Regions from separate parts of the Homo sapiens genome. Here region 2 is linked to region 1. A link is an interaction called in ENCODE POLR2A ChIA-PET data of the cell type or tissue named here. Cell type or tissue: IMR-90. All regions are shown on one strand. Links, peaks and the distances in the headings refer to the core of each region. The heading gives the core; the rest is flanking DNA.

What was found. Peaks named below come from ENCODE experiments on the same cell type or tissue, not always from the same donor. Only the 100,000 strongest peaks of a DNase experiment are listed, where the experiment ranks them.
Region 2: POLR2A ChIA-PET joins it to region 1 with 5 read pairs; 6 of 35 experiments call an interaction of 5 or more read pairs at or near these places.

What each region holds. Positions count from the first base shown.
Region 1 is chr21:35,982,801-35,997,985 of GRCh38, forward strand. It overlaps LOC101928269 (a long non-coding RNA gene), which reads right to left. Exons shown (of 6, transcript NR_110418.1): 2 at 5,330-5,371; 3 at 1,772-2,030. Among named protein-coding and RNA genes, the nearest start is that of LINC01436, 15 kb to the right of the region's middle. In IMR-90, for the core only: no CTCF peak of the experiment used is centred there; no DNase peak of the experiment used is centred there; H3K27me3 peaks cover 2,652 bases.
Region 2 is chr21:35,915,179-35,930,363 of GRCh38, forward strand. No RefSeq gene overlaps it. Among named protein-coding and RNA genes, the nearest start is that of LINC01436, 83 kb to the right of the region's middle. In IMR-90, for the core only: no CTCF peak of the experiment used is centred there; DNase peaks (open chromatin) are centred at 7,663 and 9,933; H3K27ac peaks cover 199 bases.

The DNA of each region.
Region 1 (15,185 bases), core at 4,658-12,657:
AATCACATGAGCAAGCAAGATACACGCCTCTCTGTGTCCCTGTCTAGGTTTCTTCCGTGTCCCTGTCTAGGTTTCTTCCGTGTCCCTGTCTAGGTTTCTTCCTTTTCTGGAGACAGGCTAGGGACTGGCAGCTGTGACTGTGTATTGCTAAGTGCAATTCCAGGAGTCTGCAGAATGGAAGGCACATCCTTTTTTTTTTTTTTTTTTTTTAAGACAGAGTTTCACTTCATCACCTAGGCTGGAATGCAGTGGCGTGACCTCGGCTCATTGCAACCTTGGCCTCCTGGCTTCAAGCAATTCTTGTGCCTCAGCCTCCCTAGTAGCTAAGATTACAGGCATGCATCAACACGCCCAGCTAATTTTTGTATTTTAGTAGAGACGGAGTTTCACCATGTTGGCCCAGGCTGGTCTCAAACTCCTGACCTCAAGTGATCCTCCCATCTCGGCCTCCCAAAGTGCCGGGATTACAGGTGTGAGCCACTGCGACCAGCCAGGAGCCAAATCCTTGATGCCTCCACAGCCCGAGGCCAAGCAGGCCTCCCTCTTCCTGTGCTCCCTGATCTGTGCTAAGATCAGGTGCTCCCTCTATTCCCCAATCCTAACCCACTTGGATGCACATGTGATTTTAGTACAGCTTCCTTTAATTTCATGTTTAATGATTTTTCATACTACAACTCTTTTTTGTCAGAGCTGTATTTCTATGCTTTTTACCTTCATTGGCAAAGCTTCTGGAAACAAAGTATGTTAATGAAATTTTAAAAATAAAAAAATTACATAAAACCCAATTCAGGTATCTCCACTTCCATAAAGCTTTCTCAAACACCACCAATCTGAAATACCCTATTCCATGACCTCTGCACGTTGTATAGGATTCTTTATGCCCTTGAGGGATGAGGTAAAGTCTTCCCCCTTAATTTCTGTCACTTTAAGAGCAAACGTAGTAACAGACAAGGAGCAGACTTACTGTTTACCATAAGAGCTGTAGATTCCCAAGTTCAGTGTTCATCAGCTAAAATGTAAACTCACTACATGCTTAGCATTCACGTTGGCACATCCAGGTTACCCCTGTGGGACTTGAGGGGCAAGGGGAACCAGTGCCAACATGACGCTCATTCAGCTTGCTGTGCCATGAATAATAAAGTCCTTTGTCTCTGACCCAGGGATCTTGTGTCTTCTGCCAGCATCCATAAAACAGTAACAAGCTAACTTATCAGCTTGTAAGTAGAGTAAAATCTCAGACCCTTTGCAGGTCCTGGTCTGAGTTCATGCCTTTTCTTCTTTGGGACTGGCCCCAGAGTCCAGCATAGGTCCTGATTAGTATATATGTAGAAAGTAATCAAGTTCAATGGACTAGACTGAGGACAGGGAACTTTCCTTCTACTGAATACCACTTAGCCCAGTGTTTCTCTTTTTTTTTTTTTTTTTTGGCCCAGTATTTCTTAACCTCAGCACTATTGACATTTGGAACCAGATAATTCTCTATTGTAGGGGGGCTGTTCTGTGCATGATAGGATATTTAGTAGCATCCCTGGCCTCTACACAGTAGATGTCAGTAATACCCACCCCCAATCAAAAATGTCTCCAGACATTGCCAAATGTTCCCTGGCAGAGTAGTCTCATCCTCTACCCTCACCACTGAAAACCACTTATTTTACCTATGCAGAAGTGGGGGTGGGGTGGGGAGGAGGAAGCAAGGGGTTATAACTAAATTATCATTTAGTGGAGTTTGAGATGCTAATGTACCGGAGAGGTATAGAAATATTGCACTCACCTGCCTATTCACTCAAGGATCACACATGATAAGTCATGACATATTGCAGCCAACAGTAAAACACAATCGTCGTGAGCACCCATGGGTGCCGGGCAGGAGCGTCCACCGTTCATCCACACCCTCAGCCATTCTGTGAAGTGGGCATTTCCACTCTGCAAGAACCTGAGGCACAGGGAGGTCACGTGCCTTGCCGAGGGGAAGAGTTTGGACTTGAACGCAGAGCTGTTGATCTCTGTCGCACTTGTTCTTAATCATTAACCTATTGTTAATGATCCGACAAAGAACGTGGGGGATGACATGGAAGAGAGGGGATTGGAAGTTATGAAATGGGAAACCAAAGTTTACTTTGAGGGGAAAAAAAAGTCAAACTTACATGTCAATAGCATCCTCTTAAAGGTTGAAAATATGTAACCCTTTGGATATTTTAAGAGCACATATAGTATCAGAATCTGTAACAACATGTACTTTAATTCCTACATAAAATGTTAAAATACAGCCCAAGTGAATAGCTCTCTTTCCTGCATCCAGAAAAATGCGAACCATCCAGTCTAGGAAGGAGCAAAGTGACAAAACCTGTTTGAACAAACCCAATGCTACACTCCACTTCAATGGAGTACCTTTCCCATCTGGTGGTGGGTTCAAGAATTGTCCCTAAAACACTTTTAAATCCACTCGTGACTTTGCAAAGTAGTAGCATCAGTGCCAGCCTGAGTCCCAGCAGTTAGACACATATTGATCCCCCAAATTGATTACTAATTGACACCAGATTCTGGTAATTTCAAGGGCAGGTCAATTACTGGCTGCCTATAGAATTATTAGTACAAAGGTGAGTAACCCCTAAGGAAAAACACTATTTTGACTTTATTTAAACTTTTCCCTGAGAAGCTGACATTCCTCTACAACATTAATTCTCAGAAATATTTTTAATGCACTGTAATATTTTATCTTGGAGGCAGAGAAAAATAGCAAGAAATAAGAAAGGGGAAGAGAGTGCATGGAAGAGAGGGACAGTCACAGTCATTGCCATATTCGGTGGAGAGCCAAAAATAAGAATACACAATTATGTTTAAAATATATGGGGCCGGGCACAGTGGCTCACGCCTGTAATCCCAGCATGTTAGGAGGTGGAGGTGGGTGGATCACTTGAGGTCAGGAGTTTGAGACCAGCCTGGCCAACATGGTGAAATCCCATCTCCACTAAAAACAAAATTAGCCGGGTGTGGTGGCAGGCACCTGAAATCCCAGATACTCAGGAGGCTGAGGCAGGAAAATTGCATGAACCCGGGAGCCAGAGGTTGTAGTGAGCTGAGATTGCGCCACTGCAGCCTGGGCAACAGAGTGAAACTCTGTCTCAAAAAAAAAAAAAAAAATATATATATATATATATATATATATATGTATATCAATTAAAGATTTTAAAAGGGGTAAGTCAATTTCTCTCTGGAATCTTGAAAATATAATCCAGAAAAATGAATGACTCCATAACTAAAATATTAACTATACTTAAAAGTAGAATTGATGTCCAATACTGATATATCCAGATAACTCATATTGACACAAATATCTCTCCAATAATTTTATGTTTTCCAATATAATTGTCTCATGTCTTCATTCTCCCAATCTTTACACTGTTCTCTTTCTTTTTACAGTAATATCATAGAAAAATTGGTAATACATTTGTATTCATTAATCTGACAAATAGTTATTGAGCACCTGCTCTGTGCCAGGCATTGGGATACAGCAGTGAATAAGACAAATCCTTGTGCACATGGGGCTTACACTCTAATTGGGGACACAGGCAATCTACAAGTACACGTACCTCAGGTTCCATAGAAAGCACTAAATATCATCTCATTTAATTTTTCCAGCTCTATGTGGTGGGTCCTATTATTTTTCATTTTACATGTGAAAAACAAAAACAAAAACAAGGCTCAGAGAGGTTAATTGGTTTGCCCAAGGACTCAGATGAGTGAGTGGCAGAACCAGGATTCAAAATCAGATATCTTCTCCAAAGTCCAACATCGTCCAGCTGCAAGTTTTCAACAGCAACGCAGCCAGCATCCACTGATGACAGCTTATGTGCCAGGCCCTGGGGAATACAGAAGTGACTGGGGCCTGCCTCCAAGAGTTAGCGCAGCATCTGCCTGCCTAGGGGACATCAGGCTTCCAGTGTCTAACAGGACACCCACCTGCTCACTGGCATTCACTGAAAATAACAAATTCTCCCGATCTCAGCTCCAACATTCTGAAAAAAATACCAAAAATTATTATTTAAAAATTATAGCAAAAGTTGGCCAGGTACTGTGACTCACGCCTGGAATCCCAGCACTTTGGGAGGCTCAGGCAGGTGGATCACCTGAGGTCAGGAGTTCGAGACCAGCCTGGCCAACATGGTAAAACCCTGTCTCTACTAAAAATACAAAAATTAGCCGGGTGTGCTGGCGCATGCCTGTAATTCCAGCTATTCGGGAGGCTGAGGCAGGACAATCACCTGAGCCCAGGAGGTGGAGGTTGCAGTGAGCCAAGATTGAGCCACTGAACTCCAGCCTGGGCGACAGAGCAAGACTGTCTCAAAAAAAATAAAAAATAAAAAATAATTGTAAAAGTGAAATTCAACAAAAGGATTAACATCAAGATTAACATGAACTGATCCTGTGATTTCCCTACAAGGGGAGGAAAAGCTACGTTTGAGGCTCTTTGGATTTTTGCGGGGCTTTCTTTCCCCATTTTATTTAGAATAAGGCAATGGAAGTGCAGCTCTTGCTTCTATACTAAGCGCATTTTGAAAGACTCATTGACACCAAACATCAATGAGGAATGAAACATTACAAAGATGCTCCCCTTTAAACAAACATAAAGTCAGCGCTTTTAAATATTATGTGCTTCTTGGACAGGTATTCTAATTCAAGACAGCATCTCACACAAACTGGAGCTGGCGATCAGTCGAATAACCTGGCTGACATCACTGATAAGGCCAAGGACTCCCAGCACCTTCTGACAAACCTCTGTTTCCTGCTTCTTGTCTGAAGTACACTGTTTGCTTGGCAAAAGCCAGGAGACGTGAGAACCTCCCACAGCAAATGTTGATATAAAGAAAATTTCCTAAGTGACCAGTGATATTTATCCAGGTATTATTTCCACCACCTGTGCAGAGTTTACCAAGGAGGTGGGTAGGGTCGCTATCTTGGGTGCGTTCAGCTTGAGTTGCCTGGATACCACATCTTGAGTTCAACAGGGAACATAAATCTAATTGTTCCTCTCTTCACTTAAACCCTAAGGATTCCAAATTAGATTGCATTGCTGAACTACATGAGTGAACCTTATGCATTTGACCTCTCAATGTGGTTTGCAAATCTACCCTCTGGAACTAAAGGCAGGAAGCTTTGCTATTGAAAAGATGTTAGCGTCTCATCAAACACAGCCAATGTTCAAGAATCGTGCCCCTTGGCAGGAGCATGTTTTAATTGCTGGTGATATTGCAGAACAGATTTCTGAAGTCTAATTTTCTTTCTGCAGCCAAATTTTCGACGTATATTAATAATATCCTCATAAACTTACATCTGTGGGTACAGTCATCGCTGCATAGTTGGCTTCACAGTTCTAAAAAAGAAAAAGAAGAAAATTTGGAAAAATTATTCCCAAAAAGGACACGATTATAAAGTTGATAGTAGGAGCAAACTTCAAAGTTACCACTCCTATAGAATGTTTAGAAAATTTTAAGATGATTAAACTTCATGGAAATTTTTAAGGTCTCTTTTCATGAAATTATTTTTTTCTTTTGACTATATTTCCATTTTATAGCACTTATCACAACAGTAATTAACGAATTAGCTGCATAATGATTTATTTAATGTCAGTCCCCCTGCTCGTTCTGTAACCCCCTCCAAAGGGAGGAACCGGGACTGATCTGTTTACCTTCCCAATGCTCGGTATATTGACAAATAGCAGGGGCTCAAAAAACTTTTTTTTGCTGCTGTTATCTCCATAATAGGATCATGATTGCATTGTCAGAAGTGTCAATTAGCTACCTCAAAAGCACTTGGCTTCATTTAATGACTTCCTCTCATACTACAGTTATGCAAGATGTGACGGAAGTAAAGGAAACATGGAATATCCTTGTATATTTTTTGCAACTTCCTATGAATCTACAATTATTTCAAAACAAAGAGCTTTTCTATAAAAAAAAAAAAAAAAAAAAAAAGATTTTGCTCCCTGCCACCAGCTTCTTGGATTTCACCTAGATCTTAGGAACTTCCATCTCAATCTTCCCATACCCATAATATACTTGGCTTCCTGATTTCAACAATGTTTTCCAGGAGGTTGACTTTCAACAACCCAATATGAGCTAGAAGCTCAGCGTTCCTTCCCACCCACCCTTGACAAAGCAGATCATTTTATACGACAACAGCCACTTTTCTGAGAGGGCCTGCCAAAATGCCAAGTGTGGTGCCAATTTTTATACAATTGATTCCTTTCTGTCTCCTCCACACAGAGACCACCAAAAAGCTGTCACATGGTAGTAATTTTCAAGAACTCACTGGCACATCAAGGGTCAGGAAGAAATGTTATGTTGATGAGCTGGTCATTTGCTCAAGATTTCTGGTTGGCAAGAAAATACAGAGCGTGCACACCCAGGTTCCCAGACGACAAACCACACACCCAAGTATTATTGAGCCTCATCCATGGCAGCCTCATGTTACACAATGAATCAGGCCACCGCCCAGCGCCAAGAGCCTTGGAAAACTATGCAAAGTGCATTAAAATCAACAGAAAAACTTCTCATGTCACAATATTTAGCTTCTCACTTCTCCAAGCTTCCCCCAAAAACCAACCCTCCCCGGCCAAAGTTTGACGCTACTGGCTTGAATCACACAGTCAGATTTGGACTTTTCAACAAACCACAGAACAGATATTAACTTTCCTGTGAGCCTGGGAATACGGTCGGCAGTTCTGGGCATGAAGAGAGGTTCAGTGTCCAGGGGCAGAGCTGAGCCAGGGTTGCAGGGAGCCAGCAGAAGGTGGTTCCCAGCTGCCCTCTCCAGCCCTGAGCTGAGCCCACTCTCTGGACCTCTTTGTCTTCCCAAATGATGCCCTTCCCCGGAAGAAAAACAAAACAAGACCAAAGGCCAGGCGTGGTGGCTCATGCCTATAATCCTAGCACTTTGGGAGGCCAAGGTGGGTGGATCACCTGAGGTCAGGAGTTTGAGACCAGCCTGGCCAACATGGTCAAACCTCGTCTCTACTAAAAATACAAAAAATTAGGTGGGTGTGGTGGTGCATGCCTATAATCCCAGCTACTTGGGAGGTTGAGGCAGGAGAATCACTTGAACCTGGGAGGCAGAGGTTACAGTGAGCCGAGATCGTGCCACTGCACTCCAGCCTGGGCAACAAGAGCGAAACTTCGTCTCAAAAAGATAAATAAACAAAGCCAAAAATATCTGCCTTTAAATTCACATCAGTCTCTGTGGGTCAGAAGACAAAGGCTGTCTAGCTCTCCAACACCTTCACAGGCTTAAAGCAGGACCTTCCACTGACTCGTGTGAAGGCAATGGCAAATAACAGACATTCAAGGAGAAACAGCTTTGACGAACCTCTCCTGACAGTGAGGCTAGGAGAGAGAAAAAGAAATGAAAATCAATTTGCATGATCACCAAGACAGAAATGGGGGCAGAGGGAAAGAGGGCCGAAAGGAGAGAGAAATGATCTTCGTTATTAATGTTTTTAATATGGCAGCATGATTAAGACATAGTCTCCCTGCCAGGCAGCAAGTTCAGAGGGAGACAAACCGCCCATCTTCTCATGGGTTTTTAGCAGGAGAGTAATGCCCATTGGCGTAACAGTTTCAAATCGATACAGCACTTTCACCTATAGAAACTCACTTACGGACAGGTGCTCTGGCTCATGCCTGTAATCCCAGCACTTTAGGAGGCCAAGGCGGGCAGATCACCTGAGGTCGGGAGTTCGAGACCAGCCTGACCAACATGGAGAAACCCTGTCTCTACTAAAAATACAAAATTAGCCAGGCATGGTGGTGCATGCCTATAATCCCAGCTACTCAGGAGGCTGAGGCGGGAGAAGCTCTGGAACCGGGGAGGTGGAGGTTGCAGTGAGCCGAGATCATGCCACTGCACTCCAGCCTGGACAACAGAGTGAGACTCCGTCAAAAAAAAAAAAAAAAAACTCAGTTAAACTCTCAGCCATCCTGAGATATTGTACCCAATTTACAGAAGAGGAAACTGAGACTTAGAGAGCAAGGGGCAGAACCAGGAGAACAGTGCGATGAGTCAGGCCAGCCATTCCGTAGGGAAGTGAAAGAAGCAAGTGAGAATTGCCGTGCTAGTCTTTGGGAAAAATAAGATAAAGCATAGCTCCCCGGGTAGGGGTGGGGGAGATTCCTCTCCTCCTTTGGAGTAGGCCTAGGACTACGGAAACAGGATTTCAGAGTTACACTTGTTCTGACAATCCAGAGAATAGTCCCTAAGCAGATAAATGCTCATTTCAAAGGTGATTCTCGAACATTGTCTCCAAAAAGAAATCCACCCAGAAATGTGAGATGAGAGGACTGTACACAAAGGGCCTCAACTGTTGCTTCCATTGGCGGCTCCAATGGGATACTGGTTTAAGTCAAAATATCAAAGGATTTGACGGTGAGCAGCGCTGGCCAGACTCCTGACTGCAGCCATGAGGAGAGAGAAGCCCCTGTTGTCCAGGCTTCTGTTCACACATCTGCATTTTCCCAGTGCAAACAGAGGTGGCCTTGCGGGACAGAGCAGGAGAGTGAGGAGGGAGATGGATCATCACTGTCCCTCACTGATGCCAGTTTCCTTTTCACCACTGGGGATAAAAATGCTTGGCTCCAGGCCAGACACCATGGTTCACACCTGTAATCCCAGTGCTTTGGGAGGCCGAGGCGGGCAGATCATCTGAGGTCAGGAGTCCAAGACCACCTGGCCAACATGGTGAAACCCCGTCTCTACCAAAAATACAAAAATTAGCTGGGCATGGTGGTGTGCAGCTGTAGTCCCAGCTACTCAGGAGGCTGAGGCAGGAGAATCGCTTAAGTCTGGGGAGGCGGAGGTGCAGTGAGCCGAGATCGCGCCACTGCACTCCAGCCCGGGCTACAGAGTGAGACTCCATCTGAAAAAAGGGAAAAAAAAAAAAAGCTCGGCCCCACCACCTCACAGAGCCAGAGTTAAAAGCCAACTTGGGCCGGCGCCTATTGCATCTAGGAAGGTAAAGCCTAGTAACCTGGGGGAAACTGTTTTCCCAACTCAGCCTACGATTCCATTTTGTTTTATTTAACCTCGTTCTGGGCGTGCAGTTTGTAGCCACGTGGGAGGCTCCTGTACTGAATTGTTTCCAGTGTGCTGAACCAGACTGATGTTTCCCTGATGCTAGGCCAGTGCGATCTCATTTCTCCTCCTGTGAGAGATTTGGGAGCACGCCTCCCTGGGCAGAGGCTAAGGGGAGCAAAATAGTGCACCCCCAAGTGCTAGCAGCCAACATAAACCATCAGGCTTAGTAGTAGGGAATGGAACAGCCACCCTGCAATGGCTAAAATACACATCACATAAAATTTACCATCTTCACCATTTTTAAGTCTACAGTTCGGCAGTGTTAAGTACATTCACATGCGTGTGCAGCCACCTTCACCACCATCTCCAGAACTCTTTACATCTTGCAAAACTGCAACTCTGCCCCATTAAACACTAACTCCCCATTCCCCTTCGCCCCAGCCCCCGGCAACCACCGTTCTACCTCTGTCTCTACGAATTCGACTACTCTAGAGACCTCGTGTAAGTGGAATCATACAGTAGTTGTCCTTCTGTAACTGACTTCTTTCACTTAGTATAATGTCCCCGAGGTTCATCCCTGTGTCCGAATTCCCTTCCTTTCCAGGCTGGGTGCTGCGCTGGTCTATCTACAGCCATACAGCATTTTCTGTATTTATTCCCCCATCGATGAACGCCTGGGCTGCTTCCACCTCTCAGCTATGGTGAATAATGCTGCTATTAGCACAAGTGTACACACATTTGTTGGAGTTTGCAGCCCTTTCTCACAGCTTCCCAAACAGACAAATAGAAGTGAATGGCGCATCCCAGAAGACTGTTGTTTCCCTATTGCGGGGTTAACTGCCCAAGTCCACCTGAAGGTGATGGGCCGGGCCCTTCCGATTCAAGCTGGGGCTCAGGGGGCTGTCTCAGAGGCTGCCAAGGCTACCTTACTGTACAATGCCTCACACACACACAACACCCACCACAATGCCCAAGCTTCACACAACATGCACCCCAACTCTCCCATATACCCCAACTCTCACAACACACACCCTATCAGATGACCCAGCTCTCATACACCTCAACTTTCACACATACCCCCTCACACACACCCCAACTCACACACACCCCAACTCACACACACCGCAACTCACACCTCAACTCTCACACATCCCAACTCACATACACCCCAACTCACACATACCCCAACTCACACACACCCCAACTCACACACACCCCAACTCCCACATACCCCAACTCCCACACACCCCAACTCCCACACACCCCAACTTCCACATACCCCAACTCCCACACACCCCAACTCACACACACTCCAACTCCCACATACCCCAACTCACACACACTGCAACTCACACCTCAACTCTCACACACCCCAACTCACATACACCCCAACTCACACACACCCCAACTCTCACATACAACTCACACACTGTAACTCATACCTCAACTCTCACACACACCCCAACTCACACACACCCTCACACACCTCAACTCTCACACACACCCCAACTCACATATAACCCAACTCACACACACTATAACTCATACCTCAACTCTCACACACCCCAACTCACACACACCCCAACTCTCACACCCCAACTCACACACACCCCAACTCTCACACACACAACTCACACCTCAACTCACACCCCAACTCATATACACCCCAACTCACACACACACTCACATACCTCAACGTACACACACTGCAACTCACACCTCAACTCTCACACACACCCCAACTCACATACACCCCAACTCACACCCACCCCAACTCTCACATACCTCAACTCACACACACAACTCACACCTCAACTCTCACACACACCCAAACTCTCATAACACACACCCCAACTATCAGATGACCCAACTCTCACACACCTCAACTCTCACACACATTCCAACTCACACACACCAGCTCTCACACGCATCCCAATTCACACACACCCTAGCTCTCACAACACACACCCCAACTCTCACACACCTCAACTCACATCCCAACTCACACACACCCCAGCTCTCACACACCCCAACTCACACACACAACTCACACCTCAACTCTCACACACAACCCAGTTCTCACACACACTGCAACTCACACACCCCAACTCTCACACATACCACAACTCTCACAGCACACACCCCAACAGATGACCCAACTCACATACACCCCAACTGTCACACACATCCCAACTGATACACACCTTAACTCTCACACACTCCAACTCACACCATTCCGACTTACATACACCCCAACTCACACACACCCCAGCTCTCACACACCCCAACTCACTTCAAGTCACACACCTCAACTCTCACACACCCCAACTCTCACAGCACACACCTCAACAATCAAACGACCTCACACACCCCACTCACACACATCCCAGCTTGCACCTCAACACACACACTCCAGCTCACACACCCCAATTCACACACACCCCAACTCACACACCCCTCAACTCACACACCCCAACTCTCACACACAACTCACACCTCAACTCACACACACTCCAACCCACTCACTTCAACTCTCACACACCCCAACTCACAAATGCCCCAACTCACACACACCTCAGCGCACACCTCAACTCTCACACACCACAACTCTCATATCTGAGCCCCACCAATCAGAAACCCTGCCATGTCCAGGGACTTCACGAAGACAGCCTCCAGGCCAACTCAACCCGGAGTCGAGTCCAGTGGCTGTTTGCTCCTGGCTCTCCATAAGAGTTTGCTTGGACTGAGGTGAACATTCACTGGCAGAGGACTCTGTGTGACTGGCTTATTCCACGAATGCCAGCACCTACCTGACTCACTGACCTGACCCAGCACTTCCCTAAGCAGTAGCCACATGGACCACTGAGCAAGCAAGTGGTGCAATAAGCGCACTGAACAGATGCTGGTTAATCAGGAGGGCAGTAAGGTCTTCCCGGACTGTCCTGATAAGGGTACCTATGGTGACAATAGCAGAAAGTGGCCCCAGACTTCAACCTATCTGCTTTCCTGCATCTGGGCCCCAGCCCTCCTCAGGAGGTTGACTTAACCACTCACCACACCAATAAACAAATCTCCCTTCAACCTCAGGCAGTTCAGGCATCGGATGGCCAAAGTGCAGAGAAGGATGCTTTCCCTCCCCTTTTCAGGAAGATAGGAGAAGAAAAGTCCTGTGGATAGCATCCACGGATTGACTGGCTTTGCCAGGCCTGTGGATAGTTATAGTCACAGATGTCACAAGGTGCACAAAACAAAATGATCCAGCCATTAGAGACCAGGGCTGCTTCTCAGCAGGGCACAAGGCAGGAAACTGAAAGATCACTCAAGTCTCTAACGAAGAAACCCAACCAGAAACAATAGAAGAGACACCTTCTCAACTATCTCAATCAAATGTGTCGTCATCTTCTGCAACAGACCTTACTGTCTTTGAACCAATGCATTCAGTCATATCTCAAAAGACTCCCAGCTCTGGATCCAATCGGCTTGAACTTGAACCCATTTTGCCAGGAACCAGGAGAACAGGCTCCTAGGCAGAGCATGAGGCTGTCAACTCACCTCTTGTGGAAAGGTTTGCTCTGAGTTTGTTTTTTAAATAAAGAGGGCAACGGCAGGAATAATTACATGTAGTAAATATACTACTCCCCTCCTCAAGTAACCTCTTCACAGCAACCGAGACCCAGGAAAGTCTGTCATTAAGGTCCATAAAGGAAAAAAAGTGCATATCAACATTGAGGTTTTTGTGGTGAGCCATGATGAGTTCTCCCTAGAGTTTGCTGGTACTATCTCACCAGGCTCTTTTATCCCAACATGGCTGTGGTTTAGTCTTCAAACAAGTTGAAAGGTAAGCAAATACCCTTCCTTCCAGGTTACATTTGACTGCCCTCAGCGTCAGGTGTGTTTTGTGAATGCCAGCATTATCATAAAAAGCCACAATTCACCCACACACAACCACAGAACCCCCATCTAAAATAAACCAGAACTGGGGCAGAGCTTTATCCAAAGAACAAAATCAAATGTGCTTAAAAGGTGATACAGCCAGCTTCACGATCGTGGATCTTCTTGAAGTGGGAAATGAGAGAATTAAGAGAAATCAGATGAGTAATTCAAACCACTGTAAAACCCTGCCAAACATCACAAATGAAGTCTTTTTTTATTTATTTTTTTATTTCAATAGGTTTTTGGGGAACAGGTGGTGTTTGGTTACATGAATAAGTTCTTAAGTGGCGATTTCTGGGATTTGGGTGCACCCATCAGCCAAGCAGTGTACACTGTACCCAATGTGTAGTCTTTTACCCCTCACCCCCTCCCAGCCTTTCCCCCCGAGTCCCGAAAGTCCAATGTATTATTCTTATGCCTTTGCATCCTCATAGCTTAGCTCCCTCAAATGAAGTCTTAACAACACTGACTAAATGTGCACTGTCTAACTCAGTAGTCATTAGCACATGTGGCTATTTCAATTTAAACTTTAGTTCATTAAACTGAAATAACATTTAAAATTCAGCTCTGCAGTCATGCTAACCACATATATCAAGTGCTCAAAAGCCACATGTGGTTAGTGACTACCATATTGGGCAGCACAGATATAAAACATTTGTATCATCATAGAAAGTTATATTTTCCAGTATATAAGACTAACTACTAAAAAAGGGAAAGGGAGTAGAAAAAAATGGTCTTTAAAAAAAAAAAGAGGTCCAAAACCTAAGCATCCACTGTATACCTCTCTTGCAGCTTCCTGGAGCCTCATTCAAACACAATAAACATTCAGTTGACTTGTTATGAGACTCTAGGACTAAATAACCAATGTTGTTCCATTAAAAGATAGTAGCAGTACATGAGCCATGTCTTATTATTTTTGTAATTATTATAAATTTTTAAATAAACTGAGAGCAACCCTTTTTGCAAAAGATTGGTTGATGGCCTCCTGTTTATTCTGGGAATCTGTTCTCCTGATTTCTGGTGGGATGATTTTAGATCTTGCTGGAAAGGAATAGGAAAACATCCTACTTCCCACTTCAAGCACTTTTAGGATATATTTATTTATGATCCTTATTCTTTCCATAAATGTTCAACATAGATTGAATGATTTTTCTTATTTTAGGAATTTTCTTAGCATAAGCATTTGCTAAGGACCACCCCAAATTTGGATGTTATTATGGAACAGTAGAGATTATCTTAGTCAAGGCAAAGCAAGTAATGAAAACCAACTTGGGCTACCTTGATCAGAAAATGAAATTTGTGAGAAGGATGCGGGGGTGCTTCATGGAACCCGAGGATAAGGAGACTTCATGAGCAACTGGGGGACTGGGAAATCCACGAGCTCTCTGCCTCTTAGCTCCACATCTCTTTGTACAACTACTTTCTCCAGAACTTCATTGTTTACTTCACTTCATAGGGTAGAAAAAGACCATCTTATAGCTCTAAGGAATACCTATGGCCACTCCATGACTTCTGGATTTTTGTGTGCTCCTTGGTACTCAGGATTTCTGAGACCCAATTCTAAGTGCCCAGGAAAGCTGATTTACCCGGCTTGCCCCAGTGATCCAAACAACCATGGAAGGAGGGGGGAACCGTCTTAATGCAAACGTGTCAGCAACAGGTACTGAGGTCTCAGAAATCCTGAGTACCAAGGAGCACGCCCTCAGCACTGTGAGACCTGAGTAGATGGTTCAAAATCCAGCCATGGGCCACTAAATTTCCACTTAAAATCATTGTCATGGAATCATTCATAATTTACAGTTGCCATTTTGCCATTGACAAAATTGTGGAAAGAAGGAACTTCCTGACTTGTCTAAAGTCATAGCTACTCATTGGCAGAGACAAAAGAATTATATGTGGACCTTGATTCCTGCCTCCTCCTATTTCTACCACATCCCATTGAAACTTTCACCAATTCAATAGAATTGAAATTGTTGAATTTGCACCCACTAATGATCCCTCAATTATTAACTATTCCCATACTTGAATGTTGTGTACACACTTTTGCACAGTTCTAATGATATGTGCAGCAGGAATCTTGTCTAGGCTGTAGATGAAGCTTGTGGAGGTGAAAGACCCACCCACATGCATGGCATCCACTAATTATCATGGGGTCCAGAAACCTCCCCCCAAATTACTGGAATCTC
Region 2 (15,185 bases), core at 4,311-12,310, 68 kb before region 1:
CCTCCAGGTACCAAGCTTCAGAGAGAATAGATTGTAAATGTTTCTTTTCAGACTCAAAGAGACTATTCTATTCAGTCTTTATATCTTTGTGCTGACATTAATGTTGGTCAGCTGTGCCTGAATTCCAAAAGGGAGGAGGGTATAATGAAGCATGTTCAAGTGCCCCTTCTCATCATGGCCTGAACTTGTTTTTCAGGTTAACTTTGGAATGCCATTGGCCAAGAGGAGGGTTCATCAGTCAGTTGGGGGGCTTACAGTTTTATTTTTGGTTTACAATACACTTATAAAAATTGAAAATATAGTCAAAGCTCTAATCCATTAAAAAACAGGTACCAATTCCAGATAATTTTATGGAGATTTCTACTCCTTGAAGCAAGTATATTAGTTCGTTCTCATGCTGCTAATAAAGACATACACAAGACTAGGTAATTTATAAAGGAAAGAGGTTTAATTGACTCACAGTTCTGCAGGGCTGGGAAGGCCTCAGGAAACTTACAATCATGGCAAAGGGGAAGCAAACATGTCCTTCTTCACATGGTGGCAGGAAGGAAAAGAATGAGTGCCCAGCAAAGGGGAAAGCCACATATAAAACCCTCAGATCTTGTGAGAACTAACTCTCTATCATGAGAACAAGATGGGGGAAACAGCCCCCATGATTCAATTATCTCCACCTGGTTCCTCCCACAACATGTAGGGATTATGGGAACTACAATTCAAGATGAGATTTTGATGGGGACAGAGCCCAACCATATCAGCTAGTGATAATCTTAAATTACATGTGTCTGAAAATACACAAAGTTAACTTCTATACTCTATCCGAATAGCATCATTCTATACAGCTAGCAACACCTTGATTCCAAAACCTGACAAAATTATCACCAAAAAAGTGAAGCCATTGGTCAAGGTTACCATGAACATAGATTTAAAATTCTAAAAAATATATTAGCAAATCACATTTTGTAATATTTCACTATTTTTTAACCCCGGTCAAGCAAAATTTACCTAGAAATGCAAAGTGGTTCAATATTGGGAAATTTCTGACATAGTTGACTATATTAATGGATTTAAGGGCAAAAACATTTTGCTCATCTCAACGTATGCCAAAAATTCATTTGATAAATTAACACCCTTTCTGGAATTTTTTAAAAGCTCTTAGTAGACTAAGAAAGGGTATAAAATCATGTAGCCTAGGGGAAAATTCATAGAAAATATTATATTTAATAATGAAAGATTAGAAATGTTGTATTAAGGTCAAAAACAAGACAATCATACCTATCATCACAGCTACCATCTGTCATTGTCCTATAGGTCCTATCTAAAAAGGGATTAAAGTAAAGTAAATAAGAGGTATAAAATGCAGACAAAAAGATAAAAATTTTTCTACTTCTAGGCAAATTGTTACCCCAAGAGAATTGACTGAAATACTATTTAAAATAATAAGATCAGATACAAAATCAGTAGCTTTCTAACACATAAGCAATAATAAATTGAACACCTCTCATATTTTCTTCTAATACTTTTAGAGTTTTGTTTTTTACATTTAGTTCTTTAATTCATCTGGAATTCACTTTGGCATAAGGTATAAAGAAGGAATCTAAGTTGAACTTTTAGAACTTCTAGGAATATTATTAATAATAACAATAAATGTATACATAACACACCTAGAAATAACCCTAATGAAAAATGTTCCAGAACTAAATTAAAAAAAAAAAAAGAAAACCTATACAGGAGTGGTTTTGTCCCCTGGGTGCATATTGGAATCACTATAAGACTAATTAAATCAGAGACTCTAGGGAGGAGATCCAGGCATGAATATGTGCAGCCAGGATTTTAAATCTCTGTTATAAATTGTAATGATGTCATTTTTTAATAATGCAAATGCAGTAATTTTGGATGGAAAAACAAAAAATTTTAAGCAGGTCAGTTCTCTCCAAATTAATCTGTAAATCCTATGCAATCTGAATCAACATTCAACAGAATTTTTTATGGAGCTGGCAAGTTGAGTTTAAAGTTCATCAGGAAGAGGAAGTACATAAGAATGGTCAAATGCTTTGAAAAAATTAAAGGAAACTCCTGTTAAATATCAAAACATACTTTAAATCTGCATTATATGTCTCATAAATCCACTAAAATAGAAAGAGACAAACCAATGAAATAAAATAAAACAGTACAGAAACAGTCCCTGATATATATTTCATTTTTATAAGGCTTCAATTCAGTGGGAAAAGGATGGGTCACTAAATAAGTTGGGTTGATACCATTATATATTTCATAAGAGAAATTAAGTTAGACTTTCCTCCCTCATAAGCATACTCCAAAACAAATTCCAGATGGATTGAGGAGCTAAAAAAAATTTTTTAACTATAAATATTAGGAGAAAATACAGGGAATTTATAACCTATGAACAAGTGTTCCTAACCACACCCAAACCAGAAGCTCCAAAAGCAAAAATTGAAAGATGTTCTCATGAAATTTTAAAGCCTTTATAAGAAAAGACTCCTTAAGCAAAATTAAATACAAGCAACAGCCTTGAAGAACATATTTGCAACAATTAACAGGAGTGGTATCTAGAATATTTAAAGAATTCATGCAAATTCATAAGGAAAAAAAATGTATGTATGCATATATATATATATATATATATATTTTTGAGCTAAGGCCTCTCTCCATCACCCAGGCTGGAGTGAGGTAGCGCAATTTTGGCTCACTGCAACTTCTGCCTCCTAGGCTTCAAGTGATCCTCCCACCCCAGCCTACCAAGTAGCTGGAACTACAGGTGCACGTCACCATGCCCAGCCATGTAGAGACAGGGTTCTGTCATATTGCCCAGGCTGGTCTTGAACCCCTGGGCTCAAGCTATCTGGCCTCCCAAAGTGCTGAGATTACAGATGTGAGCCACTGTGCCCAGCCAAGAAAAAAAAAAATTAAGCAGGAAAAAATTGTTTACCAGAAAGTCTTGAAAATATATATAGATATATATAGATATATCACACACAAATATATATACCCACCCATACACACACATATGCACACACACACACACACACACACATATACACACATACATACTCACAGGGCCAAAAGCAAATGAAATTATCTGATAACCAGGAAATTGAAAATTAAAACAGCAATAACACAATAGTCTCCCATCAATATGGTAAAAACTTAACAGACTGATAAAAAAGCAGTGTTCACAGGGATGAAGAAGGGGAGAAATTTCCCCATTCACGCATTCTTGGTGAAAGTACAAATTGGTAAAGCTTTTCTGGCAATAATTTTTTTAAAATCACAATCATAACCTTTGAGTCAATAATTTCTAAAGAAATATACCTATGTATGTGCTGTTTATATAAAGATACTTAGGCAACACTGTGGGCAATAGAAAAAAATTAAAAACATCTAATAGGAGAGCAGTTTAAAAAACTGTGGTCATCAGTTTAAAATATTGGGCTCTTATACATGATGAAAAAAATAAATCATAGAATATTTATAGTACGCTATCACTTGTTTATTAAAACATGTATATAAGTACAGTCTACACATCTCTGCAGGTGCAAAATCTGCAGAGAAAGAACTGGAAGTATAGTCACATCCTTTCACTTTGGCTGTCAGGAATGTAATATACAAATGTTTTAGCACATGTCAAACTGAACTGTATTTATTTGTTTTCATGTCTGTCCCCCCTCTAAGCTACCACTTTTTGACAGACTGTCTTTTTTCTCCACAGGCAGTGCTCTATAAATGTCCGATAAATGGCTGCATGGTTTTCTTGCCCTTGGACCTGTCCCACTCAACATTTTAGAGGTTCAAAGAATGATACAATATTCAGTTTGAAACTCATTATCGCCATTTACTACTTGTATGACCTTGGGCTGTTAGTTAAACTCATTGAGCCTTAGTTTTCCCATCTATTATGAGAAGAAAATAATGCCTAAGTCATAGCATCACTTGAAGGATTAAATAATCAACTATATAAAAAGTTGCTAGCACAGTGCCTGGCACTGCTATGGATTCAAAACAAACCCTTCCAAACTTAGTGGCTTAAAACTATGACTATGATTTAACATGCATCTAAATCTGACTTTGGGCAGGGCTCATCAGGGACAGCTCATCTCGGCTCTACTGCTATAAGCTGGGACATCTGGATTGGTGTGAAGGATCACTCCCAAGGTGGCTCCCTCACATGGCTGGCAAGTTGTTCTGGGTGTTGGACCCTCCCCATGAAAGCCTCTCCACAAAACAGCTTGGGCTTCCTCTCAACATGGTGGCTGGATTCCAAGAATAAGCCTCTCAAGAGATATTAATAAAGTAGATGCTACCAGTTTCTTAAAACTAAGGCCTGAAAAATGGCACGATGTCACTTCACCATATGCCATTGGTCAAGCAGTTAGAGAGTCCAGATCCAATCTGCCTCTGGACACCAATTATTGACATCCCTCTAGCATGCAAAATGCATTTATGCCTCCCAGGATCCTGCAAACATCTCAACCCTTTAAATCCTGTCCAAGTGGAAATGAAGCTCCCTGAGAGTGGCCCTTTGGGTACAACATATTGAGTACTGTTCATCACCATCTGACTATTAGGAACTAAAGAGGCAAGTTACCTTTACTGACCACCACCCCCCAGACACACACAAATACACACACACACTCCACATACGATAGTGGAATAAGCAGAGGATAACCACAAGAGACACTCCCGTTAAAAGGGGGAAACAGAAGGCACAGAGCTGGCAATGGCCCCCAGAGCACTTCTGCAATCCAGCTCCATAGGTGTTGCAAATTCCTTTCTAGAGCCTAGTACTCTCCAATACTCTTGGTTGTACCCTCTGGTCTCCTGTTTCTGCTCCTGAATATCTTCCTCTTCTATAAGAATACCGAGTTGGTGATTTTGTCGGATTTTCAGTCTACTTCCTGCTTCTAGAGGTTGGAGCTCCATCTCTGTCTCTTTCAATCTAATCAGGTGGTGCTTGCAGTCAATAGAGGCTATTATTATTGTTATTAATAACATGAATAAAAATATAAAGATGCCTTACCCAATAGGTAATACTTACCAATATTTTTGGAGGACAGAATTAAATTGGTTAAACCCAACAAGATGAAATTGGGTAAGAGTAAATAAAAGTCCTGCATTTAGACTTTAAAAATCAATTTCATAATTACAGGATGAGGAGGCTTTGGCTTACTGGCATGCTTACCTCCCAGACTAAGCTGTAAGCTTTTAGTGGGAGAAAATTGGGGGGATTTAGCTGACAGCAATCTCACAATGAAACAAAAGCATGAAGAGACACACACTGTAAGTGGCATCCTGACAAAGCTGCTTGTGCTCAGGATGGTGAAGGAAATAAAACCACATCATAGGAGTAACTGTGGACAAAATGAGTGGCTTTGCCTGGAGAAGAGAAAGCCTTAGGGAAGTGGTAGAGCAAGTTATCAACTTCACGTGTTTGAAAGGCTGTCACATAAAAGAAGAAATGGACTTTGCTCCAGAGGACAGAACCAGCATGGCTAGGTGGTGGTTTCAGGAGAGCTAACTTTCATCAGAATAAAAAAGCGTTTCCCAACACCCAGAGTCCTTGCGCTCAACCTCAGTTGTCCTACTGGCATCACCTGAAGAATGTTAAATAATATGGATGCTCAAAGACCTAAAAACAGAAATATCATTTGATCCAGCACTCCCGTTACTGGGTATATACCCAAAGGAATATACATTGTTCTATTATAAAGACACATGCACACGTATGTTTATTGCAGCACTATTCACAATAGCAAAGACATGGAACCAACCCAAATGCCCATCAGTGATAGACTGGATAAAGAAAATGTGGTATATATACACCATGGAATACTATGCAGCCATAAAAAAAGAATGAGATCATGTCCTTTGCAGGGACATGGATAGAGCTGGAGGCCGTTATCCTTAGCAAACTAACCCAGGAACAGAAAACCAAATACCACATATTCTCACTCATAAGTGAGAGCTACATGATGAGAACACATGGACACACAGGAACACATGGACACACAGAGGGGAACAACACACACTGGGGCCTATAGGAAGGTGAAGGGTGGGAGGAGGGAGAGGATCAGGAAAAATAACTAATGGGTACTAGGCATAATAACTGGGTGATTAAATAATCTACACAACAAACCCCCATGACACAAGTTTACTTATGTAACAAACCTGCACATGTAACTTAAACAAAAGTTTAATAATAATAATAAACTTAACTTAAAACAAAAGTCTAATAATAATATTGATGCCAGCAGCTTCCCCAGGACAATTCTATCAGAGTCACTGAGGATGGGTTGCAAGCAGTAAAGATTTTATAAAATGGATCAGGTGATGACATTGTACTGCCAGGATTATGTACATTGAAAGGACCTAAAGCAAATATCAATAAATGATCTGCTCACAAAGAAGGGACTTAGCCAACCACAAAAAGGTTTAAGCAAGTCTGAGTGGCTGTCAGTATTGTTACTATAGAGAAGTCCTGTATCAAGTGATCAGGCAGATGAGCTTTAGACTCCAGGGTAGAGAATGATTAAATTCCACTGAACAACAGAAACAGCCCAGAGATTCCTAATGCAGAGGGAGCCGTGCCATGTTCAGACCATATTTCTTCCCTCCACCCCGTGCCAACTCAGTCTCCTGGAAAAAGAAGATGGAACCAGTCCTCAGAGTGGATTTCTTTGTCCAAATGGACAGTTTGAGTCAGGGAACCATTTGTTTAGAATGGCTAAGAAAACTGAAAGTTTAGGGTAGAGCAAGGGGGGAAAGGGGGTACCCCAAGCCCCTGACATGGGTATTTTCATTTGAAGTTCTAAGACCTTATTTCTGCAAGGAGGCTCTTCTATCTCCCTGACTTCTACCCATTGAGTCCCCAACCCAACTCCAGCTCTTTATATCAAGGCAAATTATTCTCTTTCTCATCACATTCTGTTCAACTGTGTGCAGATAGCTCGTGTTTCCCACCATTTGCTGTTGCTAAGTCAAAGTCCACACAAGGTATTTAGTTCTTATGAATATACATCAGAGCCTGCAGCATCAAATACCAGATTCTCTGCCCTTCTCTGATCTCTCTCCAGCTCTGCTTCTACACCTTTCTATTACTGAAGTCCCACAAATGTGTTAAAATATCCCAGCTGTGCTACCAGCAGCCCAGAACACGGAATAAACCATACTGATCTTACTCTTGAAAAAACTGTATTTCACGAACAGAATTCTTCCTCATTGTTTTATATCGTAACTGTCATTATGAGAGAAGACACCACTGCAGCCCCACATCCCGTGATCCAAGGGCAGATACCTAGCACATATCAGGTGAATATCTTGTTTCTCCATGTTAAATTGTGCTTAATTGTTTTTCTATTTGCAAACATAGGTCTCCTTCATACTGGGCATTGACCACAATGGGTGGCCAAAAAGAGAGAAGATTTTCTTGAATATGAATACAGATTTAAGCGGGAGAAATTGTTATAAATCATGGCACTGTCTTCCAAAGGCCGAGTGCACAGCATAAAACTTTCCCGGTTCATTTCAAGCCACTATTGAGTTCATCAATGCTTTATTTGTGAAAGTAAATTCTTAGCCTTACAAAACATCTATTCAAACATCAATGACTCAGAATTCTGGGACTTTCCTGCTAGTCTGGAAATCATGTTTATGATACAAGTGCCTAGTTAATAAAAGCCTGCCTTCCATGCGTCAAAGACCTTTATGATCTTAAAGAAAGAAAAAGTGGAGACGCTGCACTGGCTGCTTTCCTTTGTCCTTCTTTTGCTATGTCCATGATGTTTGTGAGGTTTTGTTGCACTTAAAATTAATTGGTGGATATTTGGGGCAGCGAAACTATGCTGCATGAGACTGTAATGGTGGATCTGTGTCTTTATATGTTTGTCCAAACCCACAGAATGTACAATGTGGAGGGTGAAACTTAGAGTAAACCACGGGCTCTGGGTGATGGACATGTAGCAATGCAGGTTCATCAATTGGAATAAATGCACCACTCTGATGAGGGATGTTTCTAGTTGGGGAAGCCATGCATGTGTGGGGCCTGAGGTGTGTGGGAAATCTCTGCACCTTCCTCTCGGTTTTGCTGTGTACTTAAACTGGTCTAAAAAATAAGGTCTATTAATAAATAGATAAGTAACCAATCCTGTTGGAAGCTGGCCTTGCTACTGCACTCACAGGCTCTTAAAAATTTGAGGGAGAATGTTTCCCTTCAAAACACAGGAAAAGTGCAGGTAGGAGCATCGTGGAAGGCCACCTTTGGAAGCTGGAGATTTCTGGAGAGGTTGCTCCTCCCTTAGGATGTTTATACCTGCTGTTCTCCTTACCTAGAAATCTCTTTCCACAGGTTTTGAGTGACTGATTCTTTCCTGTCATGCAGAACTCAACTTATTTATTTTTTTTCTTTTTGAGAAGAGTCTTACTCTGTCACCCAGGCTGGAGTGCAGTGGCACAATTTCGGCTCACTGCAACCTCTGCTTCCTGGGTTCAAGCCATTCTCCTGCCTCAGCCTCCCAAGGAACTGGGACTACAGGCTCACACCACCACACCCAGCTAATTTTTGTATTTTTAGTAGAGACAGGGTTTCACCATATTGGCCAGGCTGGTCTCAAACTCCTGACCTCAAGTGATCCACCCACCCTGACCTCCCAAAGTGCTGGTATTACAGGCGTGAGCCACCACGACCCACCAGAATTCAATTTAAATGTCATCTCCTCATAGAAGCCATCCCTGACAACGGTAAGGTGATGTATCTGCCAAAATGAGCAAGGAGAGAGAGACTGTGGTCCGAAGGATTGGCCCCCATCTCAGCCTCTCTCTGTGTCTATACCCTTGCCCAGCCTCATCGTGCAAAGAATGCATTTTATTTCCCCTTGACTTTCAGCTTGGCCATGTGACTTGCTTCAGCTGATGGCATGTGGGCAGAAGGAGAGTTTGCCAGGGCAGCCCAGACCTGAAGCAGCCTTTTGTTTTCCCATTTGCCTCCCAAACCTCTCCACCAGAAGAGCATGCCACTGCTAACCCCGTGGTTAACCTCCAACCCCAGGCAGAGAATGAGCGATGCCTGGAGCAGGACCACCCAGCCACACCCACCACGGGTGTGCAGCCACAATGAGTTCTCCTTTGCAGTCACTGAGTTTTGGGGTGCTACTATGTGGCATGATGTGACAAATGATATAACAGGCGTGTGGAGTTCTCTTCATAAAGAGAACTTTATGGCACCCAGCAAGCATTTGTTGGCCATTTATCACTCTCCACATCAGTCTTGCAACCCCTTTTGCATTTTGAAATTACAGATGAAGACAAAGAATAATTAGCAAGTGCTCATATTGCTTATTATCGTAACATCTGTCATATTTATATCAAATTATTCTAAATGTGCAAAATATATGTTACCCATGAGATTGAAATATGCCCTGAGGTCAGAAACTCCACTGTAACCCACTGAAGATGAGCCAGCAAAGTCCATCAAGGCTGCCTACTTGGCTCTCTATGCTTCCCCAACTTGGTGCCATGTTGTCCCTGGCACTAACCTTACAGGAGGTTGGTAGAGGGTGGAAGAGAAAGGAAGGGGGGCAAAGGACAAGAGAGAAGTTAAGAAACTGCACTGACACTTGGTTGGAACCAACAGAATCTACTCCTTACAGGGACATCACGTCCTGAGATATTTATGACTATTGCACAAGAGATCAAACGTCATCATCCTCTTGGGGAAATGGCTTCAAAACCCATGAGGCAGTTTATAAGCTCTGAAATCTCCTAACAAATGAATGGAAAATTTCTTTGGAGGTTCCATGATTTGTCTGCCAACTCCCAAGAATACGCACATACAGGCACACACAGCTGCATCCAGACCTTCCACCTCTTGCTGCTGTCAACTTTGTTAGCTGAGACAGGCCAAGACATACTCACCAGCCCCTTGCTGAGATGTGACTCACCTCTCATACCCTCTTTCCCAACATCGTCATCAATGCCACCTCCCCTTCCCACAGGCTACTCCTCACCACCAAACCACCAGAAGGTGTACAGTGGCCACAGCCATGGTGAGACACCAGCAGACTCCCACATCCCTTGCGGATTTATTTGGTTTCATCGATGCATTAGACCACACATGGGAAGAAAATGAGCAAGTGCAAGAGAAAGGTTTCTTTGATCCTAAATCTGGAAATGAAATATATTTACATAAAGCCATGAAAAGCCAGAAATGGCCAATGAGAAACCACAGCTTGACTCTCAGAGTTAAACACCATTATCAAGCTTTTGTATGTCCTTAATGGCTCCTAAAAGCTCCATTTAAAAACAAACCAAAACTCTGGCCAGAGCTGAAGAGACTCTTACAATCAGTGAGGCCTGGGCCTGGGTGAGATCCGTCAAGCTTGTAAACCTCTCATTCCACCCCTCACCACTCCCCTCACCCAGTGGCATTAACACCCGTGAGCTTCACCCATACATAACTCAGCTCAGCCACTCTTATTATCTTGGCAGCCTCCGGGAGCCTTTCGCCAAGGTTCTGGGCTCTTTCAGTCAACATGACCAATTCCACATCCTTTTATTAATTACTAACCATTTCCCCTTGTAGTCAGCCCTGAAATCCCTGCTTTGATCTGCCTGACAGGTCACATGGTGTGTGCTTCTGAACACAACCCCTCCCATGGCCGACTTCGAACTGGCAAGCCTGGCAGACATACACACAAGCTAGAAAGACATTTCCTGTAGATACAAGAAAAAGAGGGAGTTCTACCAGGAAACCAATGGCCACAGAGAATTTTTGTTAATTCATTCTTATATATAATAAATAGATTATTTATTATTAATAAATAATCTATTTATTAATTATAATAAATAATCTATTTATTAATTATAATAAATAATCTATTTATTAATTATAATAAATAATCTATTTATTAATTATAATAAATAATCTATTAATAAATAACTTGTTTATTAATTATAATAAATAATTTATTAATAAGTGATTTGTTTATTAATTATTAATAATTTATTAATTATTAATAAATAATTTATTTATTAATTATTAATGATTTTTAATTATTAATTAATATTAAATTTATTTATTTATTAATAGCCTGTTGGTATGTATTTAAGAGCAAAATAACAGTGGCTGTCAAAAACACCCTACATCCTGTCCAATTAGAGAGACCATAACTTATTTAGATCACAAAAAGACCACGATTCTGAAACCTGAAGTCTAATGAGCTGAATTATGTGCTTAACGGAGAAGACTCATGGATGAGCCCTCTTGCAGCTTCTGTTAACCTTTTCTGAAGGCACTGGGTCCTCCACAGATCCTGACTGCAGGCAGAATGGCTGGAATGATGAGATGCCTGTCTTGTAACCAAGACCAGGACATAAGCAGATGCCATTCATCCAGACCCACTTTCTTCCTTGGACCACTGTCTATATAAACAGCCTTTCTGTTATTTCCAGTGTGGCATTACAACAAACCAGACACATTTTTCAGGGCACATTGATCTATCCCAAGGGTGTAGGTCTATTAATTCCCTCGAGGCTGACAGTGGATGCTTCCAGGGAAATCTGAAGGCAAGCACACAACTGAATTTAATGAAAATGATTGATTTTTTTTGGTCCACCCCAAGTATCAAAAAGAAAACAGGCCAGGCAAGGTGGTCCGCACCTGTAATCCCAGCATTTTGGGAATCTAAGGCAGGAGGATAGCTTGAGCCTAGTAGTTTGAGACCAGCCTCGGCAGCATAGTGAGACCCCATCTCTACAAAAAAAAAAAAAAAATTAATTAGCTGGGCATAGTGGTGCTTGCCTGTAGTCCTAGCTACTGGGAAGGCTGAGGTGGGAGGATCACTTGAGCCCAGGAGTCTGAGGCTACAGTGATCAGTGATTCAATGATTGCACCACTCTACTCCAGCCTGGGCAATATGGTCTCTGTGAAAACAGAAAATAAAAAATACAACAAACAGCCATTAACAGACTCAAATTGGTTGGCAAGAGTCAGATCCCACATCAGCTAAAATTGCCACATGATATAAAACACTAAATAATAAATGTTTACCTTTATTAAACATTCAGACCATTTCTGGTTAAGAAAACCCTGAACCTTTTTCACTGCATGGCTTAAGATGCAGGTAAGCTAACCATCATCCTTCCTTTCTCTTGGCAACACTTACGCATACAGATCGGTAATGCCCGTCCCACTGCAATAAAAAAAAAAAATACCACATCGACTCTACATCTGCTGCAATTATCGTCTGGTGTGAAGATCAAAGGGGCCTTTTCCCCTGGCAGATTACTCGTCTACAGTTCCCTGGCCTGTCAGTGTGGTCTCAGCTGCTCCCACTTGTCCCATTGCTGCTCAGGAATCAGCAGCCGCCTAGATCTTCCAGCTATGTGACTGGGCTCATAATGACAGTAATTGCCAGTCTGTTAAGTCACCTCCAACCAAAAAGGAAAATGCCTTCCAGACACACTTCTCAGGCCCATGTGAAGAGATAGGAATGAATTCATAAAAGAAAATTATCCAGTCCTGTTTATACAATGCCACTATGACCAACAGGCTTTTTTCTTATTAATGGCTTTCATTTCTGGGCCACACAGTGGAACAAAGCGCTTATATGTCCACTCCTTGAGACCATTAAGTCCTTGACTTGCTTTGACCATTAAGAAGCCCAAAGAGAGGTGTAGGTCTACCCTTGTACCAGTTCCTCTCTCCCCAAAGTATTTTTGGGGCTGGGGTTGCCTTTGGGATTATACTTGCCCAGAAAAGAGACCATCTGGGTTCTTATCTGCAATGGGAGCTACATGAGATTTAAGCTACGTTCCTTCTCATTTCCTCACTACTTTTCTGTTTACCTTTGATCCTTGTTGGTTATTGTAGGAAGACGTGATTGGTATGGCAATGGGATAATATGTATGACAGTTTCAGTCTTATTTTCCCAGTACAACATGCCAGTTGGATAATTCCTCTGAGTAAATATTAACATGAACATTTTCAATATAAAGCCCATTAGCATCCACAAAACTTTGGAATTGTATGTATATGTTGGATTATACTTTCACAGAGGTGGATTTAAAGAGGTGAAATTTTGGCTGCAATAAAAGATTCATTCAGCTGGGTGTGGTGGTTCACACCTGTAATCCCAGCACTATGGGAGGCCGAGGCGGGTGGATCACGAGGTCAAGAGATAGAGACCATCCTGGCCAACATTGTGAAACCCTGTCTCTACTAAAAATACAAAAATTCGCTGGGCATGGTAGCATGCACCTGTAGTCCCAGCCACTCAGGAAGCTGAGGCAGGGGAATCCCTTGAATCCAGGAGGCAGAGGTTGCAGTGAACTGAGATTTGTGCCACTGCACTCCAGCCTGGCAACATAGCAAGACTCCATCTCAGGAAAAAAAAAAAAAAAAAAAGATTCATTCATTAATGTAATCAGATAATGTACACCTACTTTAAATGTATATAGAATATATCCTTGGAAACACTTGTGTGCTGCTTGAAGTCTCTTATTCTCAGCTCCACTCTCTCTCCTTTCTCCTCCCCTGTGACCCAGGAGCAGAAAGCCTGGAAACTACATTTTCCAAATCCCTCTTGCCAATCAGCCTCTTGTTAGCTTCTACAATGGGAGGCACTAGTAGCAAACTGGAGGTGGAAGCAAGGGAGATGCTATTTTTTCCATCTTCTGGTAGTGCCTCTAGAGATGGTGGTGGCAGCAGCAAAGGCTGGCAAGGGTGGCTTCTGGGATTCTGCTGGGTCAGCTCAGTGTTAATAGCAACAATCTTGGTGGATCAGCAAGCATCATGTTCTCTTTGGCTTTCAAGCCTAGGGGGATAGTGACTTCCTGCAGTTACCAATCTGTAAGTAAGCTTGACTCCCTGTATTTACTCCTTCGTTCCTCTCAAATCATGCACCACCAATTTGTATGAAATTCCTTCTCTGAAATATTTACAGCGGTTTCTAGACAGAATAATGCACTGATTGGACACTGACTGATAACTTATCATGCAAATAATTTATCCCCACACACTGTATTTGCTATGAAGCAAATGTTAATCAGATGGTTAAAGATGATACGGTAACAATAAGGTCATTTCATTCAGTCTCCAAATTCATGGCAGATGGGCATGGTGGCACATGCCCATAGTCCCAGCATTTTGGTAGGCTGAGGCAGATGGATCACGAGGTCAGGAGATCAAGACCAGCCTGGCCAACATGGTGAAACCCCGTCTCTACTACAAATACAAAAAAAAGAAATTAGCTAGGTGTGGTGGTGCACACCTGTAATCCCAGCTACTCGGGAGGCTGAGGCAGGAGAATCGCTTGAACCCGGGAGGTGGAGATCACAGTGAGCCAAGACCACACTACTGAGTGAGACTCTGTCTCAAAAAATAAAAAATAAATTAAAAAGATGATATGGTAATGCTAAGGTCATTTCATTCAGTCTCTAAATTCATGGCAGATGGGCATGGTGGTGTACGCCTGTAGTCCCAGCTACCCAGGAGGCTGAGGTGGGAGGATCCCTTAAGCCTGAGAGGTAGAGGTTGCAGTGAGCCATGATTGCACCACTGCACTCAAGCCTGGGCAACAGAATGAGGCTGTGTCTTAAAAAATACATAAATAAACAAATTAATGCCAGAATTAGGAAGGAAAATTTAATTACATAAATTCTCTAAGACTCTATAAAACAGCCAGATGAGTGGTCCAATCCCCTTTCCAAATAGCTTTGGTTTCAATTTTATGTTTGTTGGCTTGGGGTCCGTCCATCTGGGTCATGTATTGGGCCAGTGTGGGATCTCAGGCATTGTTACTGGGTTCGCACGGCTGTTCCCTAACCTAACATGGCAGCATTAGATGCCAGCACTTTGATCCATGCACACACACAGGATATAGACATAAGAGCTTCCCAAACCAACTGGAAAGAGTCCCAGTGGGAATACTCCACGACATATTCATCAAAGTCAAATGCAGAGCAAATTGACCTGGCTCATTAATTATGAAAATTCTCTCACAAAGTGACATGTTGCTAACTATGTGGAAGCTTAGCACATTTTCACGTGGTTCTTTTTGTCTACTTGGATCCAAAATGTCACATTTAGTAATGCGTTGAGGTTTTCTTTTCCTTACTTAGGAAGAAAAAGCTATTTTATGCCGAACCCACATCTAAATATATATACTCGTGTGTTT